Linked DNA regions of Mus musculus: region 2 is linked to region 1. The links are chromatin contacts, found by POLR2A ChIA-PET in ENCODE. All regions are on one chromosome and are shown on one strand. Each heading gives the region's core, a stretch centred on a gene start or an enhancer-like site at or near the end of the contact. The rest is flanking DNA. Distances are from core to core; before and after follow the strand shown. Region 1 overlaps Nxn (nucleoredoxin). Region 2 overlaps Nxn (nucleoredoxin).

What was found. ChIA-PET counts read pairs that join two places held with the same protein, here RNA polymerase II (POLR2A).
Region 2: POLR2A ChIA-PET joins it to region 1 with 73 read pairs in embryonic stem cell. The contact joins two enhancer-like sites. POLR2A ChIA-PET finds 5 or more read pairs at or near these places in 5 of 5 experiments (Patski and embryonic stem cell).

The regions. Positions count from the first base shown.
Region 1 is chr11:76,283,385-76,288,291 of GRCm38, reverse strand. The region is part of intron 1 of Nxn (nucleoredoxin); the gene reads left to right. Among named protein-coding and RNA genes, the nearest start is that of Mrm3, 42 kb to the right of the region's middle. Within about 2 kb of position 2,456, at least 1 of the 3 ENCODE cell types and tissues checked has a DNase peak (open chromatin) inside an H3K27ac peak, as active enhancers do.
Region 2 is chr11:76,351,387-76,356,653 of GRCm38, reverse strand. The region is part of intron 1 of Nxn (nucleoredoxin); the gene reads left to right. Among named protein-coding and RNA genes, the nearest start is that of Nxn, 45 kb to the left of the region's middle. Within about 2 kb of position 3,398, at least 1 of the 3 ENCODE cell types and tissues checked has a DNase peak (open chromatin) inside an H3K27ac peak, as active enhancers do.

The sequences.
Region 1 (4,907 bases), core at 1,207-3,706:
CCAGACCATTTTACTGTTCCACACCACCCTCCCACAAACTGGGCTCGGACTAAAGATCTCACTGACGAGGACCAAATCACCCATGTATGCAGTTCTGGTAACTCCCTACACCCCTCTTACAGTGGAGGTGGGCACGTGTAGGAGGTTTATTTAGCATGCAGAGCCCTGGCATAGTCAATTAAGCCCGTCTTCTCTTTGTCTCCTTTGCTTGTTTCTCTGGCAGGCGGCACCATCAGCTTTATGGGGTATGTGTGCATATGGTCTAAGCCCCACAGAGTCCTATTATATACTCAGAAGACTAGAAGACTAGGACAGGAACAGGAAGATCTCAAACTCAAAGCTAGCCTGGGTTACATAGAGAGTTCTTGATCAGCTTGGATGTGACCCTGACCCCACCCCCACCCCCGCCTCCAAATCCTGTGTTGTAATTGCATGGTGGGAGGCTGCTGCATTCTCATAAGCTAGTGATGGATCTGACCATCTTGACCCAACCCACGCGCTACTTTGTTCTCTGTGCTGACTCCAGTAAAAGGAGGGATGAGAAGGGGGCAGGGCATTATTAGAGAAAGGGAGAAGAGCCCCGATCACACTGGCATTCGAAGCAGATCATTTATGTGTTAAAGAGCCTGACTTGATTGCTTAGTCAGGTCCCCGGTCTAACTGACCTCCATCCCCACATTCCATTCCCCCATCAGTCAGTTCACGCAGCTTTCACGGAATACGCGACACACTGAGCACTGCCCTTGGCCAGCAGCTCCACCTCAATCTAGATCACATCCTGGAAGTCGAGCAAGGGGATCAAACGTCTGGGGTGACCTCTGGGACTAGAACAAAGCCTCCAGGAGCAGCTGGAAGGTGGGGGTGGAGCTGGCGTGACAACACTGAGACTGGTCTATTGCACATCCGCTCACCTGGGTCAGGCCTTAGTCTAAGCACTGGGAGCAACTCATCTTTTCTTCACCAGTCCATGACTGTAGGACCTGTTACCCCATTTTACAGATGGAGGAGCTCAGGAAAAGGTTAGCTCTCTCTTGCTTGAGGTCACTGAGTGGCTGACACAGGCAGTCTAGCCCGAGATCCTGTAAGGTATGTTGGGAGGTGGGGGAAGGGGAGTTTTACCTCTGGCTCTCTGCAACGGTGTGGGCTGTGTTAGTTTAGGAAGGTGGGACCCACTCAAGGGTGTGTTTTTGAGCGCCTCGCACAGAAAAGGTGGTTTGTAACTATAGTCAGCACTGGGTGGAAGGGCAGGGGGCGTTTGGCTGAGAAGGCTCTGGCTGACCTGACCACGTAGTTTGCTGATTCATCCTACATCTGGGTCAGCTTTGGCTTCATCCCACAGATTTGCAGCAGCTGTTGAGAAATAAAAGCTTAGCCCCTTTGTCAATCGCAGGCAGGGGCAGTTCTTAGCCTGGGAGTAGCTCTGGGGGGGGGGGGGGGTCACACTCAGGAGCTGAGCTTTCTCAGAAATCACCACATTGTGTTTCCCAGCATCGTCTGTGGTGCTGGCTGATGGAGTGAGTGGTTTAGATAGTCTCTGCTGTCTGCATCCGTATAGCTCACAAGTTCCAGGCCTGCCCCCTGTGATAGCGTTGCCTCATGGCTCACTATCAGAGGTTTTCTGGCCAACATCTCTGGGTTGATAGTTCCAACCGCAACCATGGAATCAGAACCTGCCATCAGGCCCATGGCAGGAATTTTCTAGAAACCGGATAGCCTGTTTAGTCATCCCTTGTGATTTCTGCCAAGTTGAGCTAATGTTGCCTCTTTGTTTCTTTCCTAATTTGCCTTGCTTCTAACTTTGTCAAACCATCAATATTTGTTTATTTGTGGGTGGGTAAAGATCAAGTCTACAGGTGGTGTATATATTCGTGAGAGGAGAGGGGTTGCATGGGCCCCTATATGACTACTCATGCACACATATGTGTGTGTACATGTATGTGCATGCATGCATGCAGGCAGGTGGGTAGGTATGTAGGTAGAACAGAAAAGGACATAAGATGTCCTGCTGTTTTTTGGTTTTTGTTTTGTTTTGTTTTGACTATGCTGGCCATTGAGACCCAGTGATCCTCTGTGGCCCCGCCATGTTGAAACTATAGCTGCATCTACTCCAGCTGGTGCTGGGGGAATCCCATCACAGTAAGCACTGTTTACCTAGTGAGCCTCTCCCCAGTCCTAATCATTCATATTTTAACATTTAGATCTCTGAGTGTTAGGGGTCTGCTGTGACACTCTATTGCAGTCACCTGGCCTTTAGGAAGCTGGAAGACAGAGGTCCTGTGAGTGACAGGTGCTGACAGAATTAACCTTGGGTGGCTCTTTGCCAGGATGGTCACTGGAGAGAGGGCAGATGTGGGCATGAAAGACCTTTGCACTTTCCAACCGCAGCAGTGGCTGTGTATGTGACCCTTTTTAAAAATGCATAGGCTGCACTGGGATGTAGTTCAGGGGCACTGGTGCCTGGCACATCAAAGCCCAGGTTTGACCCCAGCAGCACCTTACAAGATTAAAACGCTAACTTTTGCCATTGACCATTTCAAGAAAAATCTCCCGAATCCAGTGGACTATGAGCTCTCACCCTCCATCCAGGCTTGGGGTTCAAAGGCAGCTGGATGGGAAGGGCCTGACTCAGCAGCACCTCCCTCCCACGCCCGCCTGAGGCTGGCTGTGCTGAGTTTCCGAGCTTTTAGTCATTCAGCCAGAGGCAGGAAACCAAGGAGGAATTCCTTCCAGAGTCAGATGTGGTGTCAGGGTTCTCTTAGCAAAACCCACAGAGGCAAAAGCAGAAAAGCATTACAGCAGGGTGTGAGGACACACGCCACAGGCCTGTAGTCCCAGCTTATAATACCACTGTTTAAAAAAATATATATATATGTATGTATGTGTATATGTGTATATATATGAGTTTTAAAAACATTGTGTGCAAATATATATACATACGTATATACATATATACATACATACACACACACACACACACACACACATATACACACACACACACACACACACAATCAGAAGATCCGAAAGTAAGGGTAAGGAGTTACGAGGCAACCGCAAACAGGCGACATAAAACAGGGCTTCCAAATGTCTAGTGTTGCATAAGATGCCTATAACAAAGTAACTGCGTCCAGAAGGAACCCCCTTCCGTAAGTCATCTCATTTACAGCTTGCTAACTGTGAAGCTGATTGATTAACTGTAAAACAAAGCTGACACGGAAAGGGTCTTTGAAGCGGGCGCTGACAAGACAAGGGGATGTAATCATAAACGGGGTCCCAGCATTAGTGAAGCGTCCCGCGTGGACGTGGCTTTGAAAACCCAAGTGTTTCCACATGTGATGCCTTCCTTGGGCCGAAACACCCTGCAGTGGGTATTATGTGCTCCGAGTGACCTGTCCACGGAAGTCTAGTCAGGTTCAGGGCCAAGATGACAGCCCGGCCACTTGGTGACCTGTTTTCTTTCCATGCTGATGTGTTTCTTCCCAGATGAATCTCTTAGATGATGATGGCATGCTAATGATTAGATGTGGGGGTTGGGGTTCAGTGGTAGAGAGCGCTCGCCTGGAATACATGGGGTCTTCAGTTCAGTCCTCAGTACCCCCAGCCCTGAAATCTCACTGTAATACTGAGAAGAATAAGAGCTCACTTTGGGGGCGGGGTGGATTTGGAGACAGGGTCTCTCTATGTAGCCCTGGCTGTCCTAGAACTCTGTGTAGACAAAGGCTGGACTCTAACTCACAGATCCACCTGCTTCTACATCCTGAATGTAGAAGATGTGCACCACTACTGCTGCTGGGGGTGCCTTTTTAAAAGTGCACTTAGCTCACAGCACTGAGTTATCTAGACATTACCACCACCACTAACACGAAGGATGATCTGGTCACTGTAGACATTCATCAACCTGGAAAGGACTCTGGATGCTGGCACCAGGACCTTGGCCCACCCTTCCTGTGCTGTGTCTTAGGTTCTAGGCCGATGTTGGACATTTTGAACGACAGACAGAGAGGTGGTAGGTGTCACAGCTTTTCCTTTTGAGTCAAAGTCAAGATTGGTATACCATGAACTCTTGGGACAAAGGGTCTTTATCTGGGACCCACGCATACTGTAGTCCTGCAGAGCCCACTAGTGGGCCTCAGGGTTCATGAGCTCCATTACACACAGACTTTCTGTATATGTACATTTCTGTGGCAGGAATGCCTCTGTATCCCTCAAATGGTTAAGAGGCCTGTTTTCAGGGGCCTCTGGGAGACTTCGCAGGCTTTAAGGCCGAGTGAGTCATTCTTGAAGCACTTCACATAGCCATTCTGTGTGATAGAGGCTCTCGGCACAGGCAAAGACGGCCGCTTCAATCTGAAGGCCACCTTTCTGGTTCAGGTAACAAGATCTGACTCAGGTATAGGGGCAAGGCACTGGAGAGGTGGCACATTGGTTAAGAGGGTATCCTCTCTTCAGAGGACCTGGGTGTGGCTCCCAGCACCCACATCAGGAGACCTAACCAACTGTACTCCAGCTCTAGGGCATCTGACGCCCTCTTTAGGCCTCTATGGGCCTGCACACAGTATCGTACACTCACACAGTTGTGCATATATGCATGAAAAAAGTTTTTAAAGAGGAGAACAGCTAGAGAGATGGCTCACAGTTAAGAGCACTGACTGCTCTTCTAGAGAACCTGGGTTTGATTCCCAGCACCCACACAGCAACACACACTATTCTGGAACTTCAGTTCCCAGGGAGCTGACACCCTCTTCTGGCCTCCAAGGGGAATTGGGCATACATGCGGTGTACAGACATGCATGCAAGAAAAACACCCGTACACATAAAAGTAAATAAAAACTTTAAAATTAAAAAAAGAAAAGGTCAGAATGTCTGTGTCTGGGTCTTCCTCACTGTTTCCAAGCTGAGGACTCTGA
Region 2 (5,267 bases), core at 2,149-4,648, 67 kb before region 1:
ACAGGCAAACAAAGCATTCTTAATCTGTTTGGAAGCCTCATCAAGAAGAGAGACAGGAGCCGGGTGTGGTGGTGCACGCCTTTAATCCCAGCACTCGGGAGGCAGAGGCAGGTGGATTTCTGAGTTCGAGACCAGCCTGGTCTACAAAGTGAGTTCCAGGACAGCCAGGGCTATACAGAGAAACCCTGTCTCGAAAAACGGAAAAAAAAAAAAAAAGAAGAAGAAGAGAGACAGGAGAGGTGGCTGAAAAGTCCATCCGCCTCTGTGGCACTGGGAAGGGCTCCGAAAGCCTGCTTGCACCAGCAGCACCAACTGCTGAGAATCTAATAAGACTGCAAAGTCTTGGACCCCAGCCCAGCCCACCTTCCCTTCCGAGTCAGGATCTCTGGGTTGGCACCCTGACAGACCCTCCAGGCTTCTCTTCGACCCTCGGTGCTGGGTTGGGGGTAGGACTCAGGCACCCCAGGCGAAGCGCTCTGCCACTGAGCAGCAGCCCCAGCTCCTCTAGGTGACTCTGGTACAGATCCAGCCTGAGAAGAACAGACAGGCCTCGAGCGAAATAGAAAAGGAACAGTTTCCCACACCAGTATCATGTTCTGATGTGCTAAAAGTCTCGGACCCTTCTAAGAACACGCAAACTTAAAAGAAAAAAAAAAAAGAACATGCAAACTTAGGGTCAGTGAAATGGCTCATGACCGCCTGAGTTTGATCCCTGAGACCCATAAGGTGGAAGGAGAGACTCCCCACAGTTATCCTTTGACCTCTACCCATAACACCCTGGCGTGTGTACCCACACTTACCTGCACATATGCCCATGCGCACCCATACAAATATAAATTTAAAAGAATTAAAAAATATATAAATTTAAAAGAATATCTAGAACAGTTACTCTGGGGTTAGGACCAGAGAGAATTGCAACCCCTCCCCTATGCAAGTGCTGAGCGGGGCCAGCAGAAGGGGAAGAGACTTGTGGGAGGAACCCATTTGCCATAGCCAGGTGGGGCAGTGAGTGGGTGAGGGTGACCCTTGGCCAAGCAGCTGAGTGGCAGGGAGCGTCCAGCTGTGGCTGACTTCTCACAGGTCACGTGCTATTATCAGGAAACAAGAAGCCCTTTGCTTGTGGCCTCTGACAACGTTCAGCGTGGCTTTCAGATGTCCTCTGGCCATTTCTAACCTAAAATAGATAAGTAGGGGCAGGGAAGCCGTACCTTGCCTCCTGTGTATGCTGGTGGTGGGTACCGAGGTCTTCAGCAAGACATGCCTCGCAACCCCACCCCTGCTTCCATTCGGAACTGACCAAGAGGATCAGCCTCATGTTGGGTGGCAGCCTCAGAAAAGGTAGAGGCCATCACACAACTGCCACGGACTACTTAGCCGAGATGGTGACCAGACAGTCTGAGGCCTCAACACAGTTTGCAGAGCCACTGAGCATAATTGTCAGGCGAAGTGAAATTTACCACACCCACCCTTGTACAGCCAATTACTCTGTTATTAGCAGAGGCCCCGAAGAACATCGAAGTACCTAGTGTCTTAGTGGGAACAGCTGCTGTCACTAATGACTTATAATATAACGCGTGTTTTCCTTCTTAGGTAACACATTCCCCACGTTTATTACCAGCTCCATGAAATAGCTGAGCAGTGTTAGGAATTACAGTGTCCTGATCTGTAGACGGACCGCTGATAGCATACCCAATAAGGAAAGAGGATTAAAGCCTGAAGTTCCAGAAACTGACTTGAAACTGGACTTTCCAAGAGAGCAGGTAGAATGTTTGTCTCTCTTCCTCAAGTGCTTACCATACAGGAGAGAAAGCAAAATGAAAAATACAGACTGGGGTCCGTGCTGGAGCTGAAAAGAAAATAACTATAGAGATGTCCCTGCCGAGGGACCTCCCAGAGTGCTAGAGAGGATTTTGTGGTGCTCACACGGACCTGTTTGTTCAGCTGTAGAGGGCACGCTCCCCAGGTGGTAGGAAGGACCCTGTATTGGGTTCCCTGAGGAGCAGCTTGCTGGCCAGGGCGCCTTCTGGAGAGCCCGGTGAAGAGAAAGGAAACTTGGTGAGATGGAGTGGTGCCTGCCACAGACGGCTTCACGAGAGTTTGATGGCAAAAGTGTTTAAGAAAGACGAGAGCCATGGCGGAAGAGGAGGAAGCGGGATGATCAGTAGCGGGGTAGACAGATGGTGTTCTTTCTTAAGGTCTCTAAGGTGTCACACTCAGGTGTGACAGGCAGGTGTGTCTCCCTGTCTCCCTTCAATTCTTAAATCAAACCGAGTTCTCCTTCCCTGTGGCGGTGACTGTATCGCTGCTTGTAGTTTACCTGGTTATACCTGTAGTAGCTGTGTGCATGAAGTGTGTGCAGTGTGTGCACACCCATGAGTGTGAGTGATATGGAAGCCAGATGAGGCGGAGTGTCTTCCTCTACCACCCTTCCCCCTTTTCCTCTCTGTTTTTGAGAGGATCTCACTGTGTAGCTTTGGCTGTCCTAGAACTCACTATGTAGACCAGGCTATCCTCAAACAAAGATCTGCTTGCCTTGCTGGGCAGTGGTGGCGCACGCCTTTAATCCCAGCACTTGGGAGGCAGAGGCAGGCGGATTTCTGAGTTCAATGCTAGCCTGGTCTACAGCGTGAGTTCCAGGACAGCCAGGGCTACACAGAGAAACCTGGTCTTGAAAAACAGAAAAACAAACAAACAAAAAAGATGTGCTTGCTTCTGTCTCTTGAGTGCTGGGATTCAAGGTGTGCCACCACACCTGGCTCTACTTGCCCTTGTTTTCTTTGACCATGTCCCTGCCGCCCCCACCCAACACTTTGTACGGGGGCTGGCCTCGAACTCATAACCCTCTTGCTTCTGTCTGAGATTACAGGTGTGTGCCATCATGCCTGACTCTCCCCCTGAACTTAAAATTCAGCGATGTGTTTTACTTGGTCCTCTGGGACTTTCAAGGCCTCCTGCGTTCTGGATTGGACCTGTCTGCTCCACAGGGTTCACACTGGATCTCTCCGGAGGTGACTTTCCAACGGCGTCCTTTCCAACTCTCAGTCTCTGATTTGGTTCAAGTGTTTTCCTTTACTTATTTATTTGCCCGAATACTTAAAAGCGTTTCCAAGGAGACCTTCCAGAACAGAACGCATCTTTGAGTGCAGAACTTTTAAAATGTAGTGTGTGCGTTCAGCATAGGTTTAGTGTAAATGAGAATCAGCTGTCTTTGGACGAAACACTACTACATGGTTTTGTTTCTGTTTTAGAAGATTAAAAACGGAAATGAAGCAAGGATCCCAAACGTGGCTTTTTCCCAGAGTGGCCCAGCTGCTTTCCAGGCTGCCTGTCAGCCTTTTCCGCTTGGGTTACCCTGGAATCGGAGCTGCCTATAGGGGCTGAGGGGCACAAGGTGTGGTGGGAAATGCTCAGATCAGGATTAACCCAGATCCTGAGTTGAAATCCTGCCTTTGGTTCCTGCTAGCCCAGTTGATACCCTCACACTTCGCACAGTAAGCCCAGCCTTCCTGGACGGTTGGGAGGATTAAGCTAACCAGAGATGGGGAGGCAACAGGGCAAAACTGGAACAGTGTCTTCAGACAGCTTCTCACTGTGCAGTGAAGAACAAAACCCCTAAGAGCCACAAAGAGAGAGAGGGTGGAGCTGGAGCGTAAGGCATGGAGCAGATGTGTAGTTAACTGAACTCATTTACTAGCGAGAACCACATCTTACTACAGAGCCCACCAACTCAAATGCCAATAGAGGGCCGGTGTCACGGAAAGTGGGCGACATACACGCCTGGGTGTGTGCATGAGGGTCAAGGTCAACCCAAGGCACTCACATGCAGTTGATCGGAGGCCACGGAGCAGCAAGAACACAGTGGTGTCAGGATCCCATGGAAACATAAAATCTGTTCTTGTTTGGCTTTCAGATGTGCAGTCAGTTAATTTTTACATGCTATTGTTCAGATTAAGATTTTTCTTAGCATTGTGCAAGCCAGACGAGGCACATAGAACAGTTCACCGGTGCGAGGCCTCAGTTTCACCACATGAAGATTAAGTGTGAATTGCAAACGGATCCTAAAAATGACTCTTCACTGCGCTTACGCAGCTCGTCCTAGTGCGGGGTTGAAGAGATTTGCTTGTCTCCTGGCTTAGGGGCATCTGCACAGAAAGCCATACAGCGGGACCTTTTTTCCAAGGGAAATTAAGAGTAATGTCGAGGGTAGTGGTGGGGCACACCAATCCTAGGACTTGGGAAACAGCGGCAGGTGGATCTCTCTGAGTTGGGGGCCAGCTTGGTCTACAGGGCAAGTTCCAGGACAGCCAGGGCTACACAGAGAAACCCTGTCTCAGAAACAAACCAAACCAAAAAGGAGTACTGTTGAACTAGCTGAGCAATGGACAGAACAAAAGCTGTTCCGAGCACAGTGAGAAAGTTCCCTCTGTTATTAGACAGGATTATAACCCGATGCTCTTCAAGGGTGCATGGGGTTCAGTAACTACCAGTTCACCCTACTTGCTATGTCTCTGTCTTGACCTGAATCTCATTGCCAGCTCCTCTCAGGAAGTCAGATATGTCAAGAACCCTGCATGCCTTCAAGAGGAGGTAGTTAGATGTCACTTGTAAAAGAAGGATTGTTAAACATTCGCACACACACACACACTCCATCACTTGCACTCACACATAGAAACACACACACACACAGAGACATACACACTACACCACAGGCTCATAAACACACATTTGTGCAGCACTTCACTCGCAGAAGCTCCTCTTGTGCACCCTCTTCAGCTCCTTCCCACAGTCCTCTCTGCATTCAGTCATTCTTCTAGGGGTTTGGCTCCCGTGTACTTCTGTGGTTTTTCTTGACCTGTGTGGTTAATCCACTCCTCCCCTGTTCAGTTACAAGCTGCCCAGTTCCTCAGAGAAATTAACTGTTAACACAAGCAATGGGGTTGGTGAGACTCCAGGTGATGAAGGATGCATGCAGGCATGACCACTGAAGGGAGGCTAGTAAGGGGTGGGTGGGGCTGACAGGGGCGGGGCTGACCTTAGGCGTTATTTTCATTGTTTTTCTTTTTGGGCTGGGACTGAGTCAGGAACCCTGTGCTGGGGCCATTAAGTTTTGCGTCCTCTCTTTTCTTCTCTTCCCTTCCTTTTGTTCTCTGCCTCCAGGAGCTCAGACAGCCTACAGCCTAGGCTTTGTAGAAGCGGCTGCCCCCCACAGAGCAGCAGCTCTAACCAACATTTCTTTTCTTTCTCTCTTCCTTTCTTCTTCTTCTTTT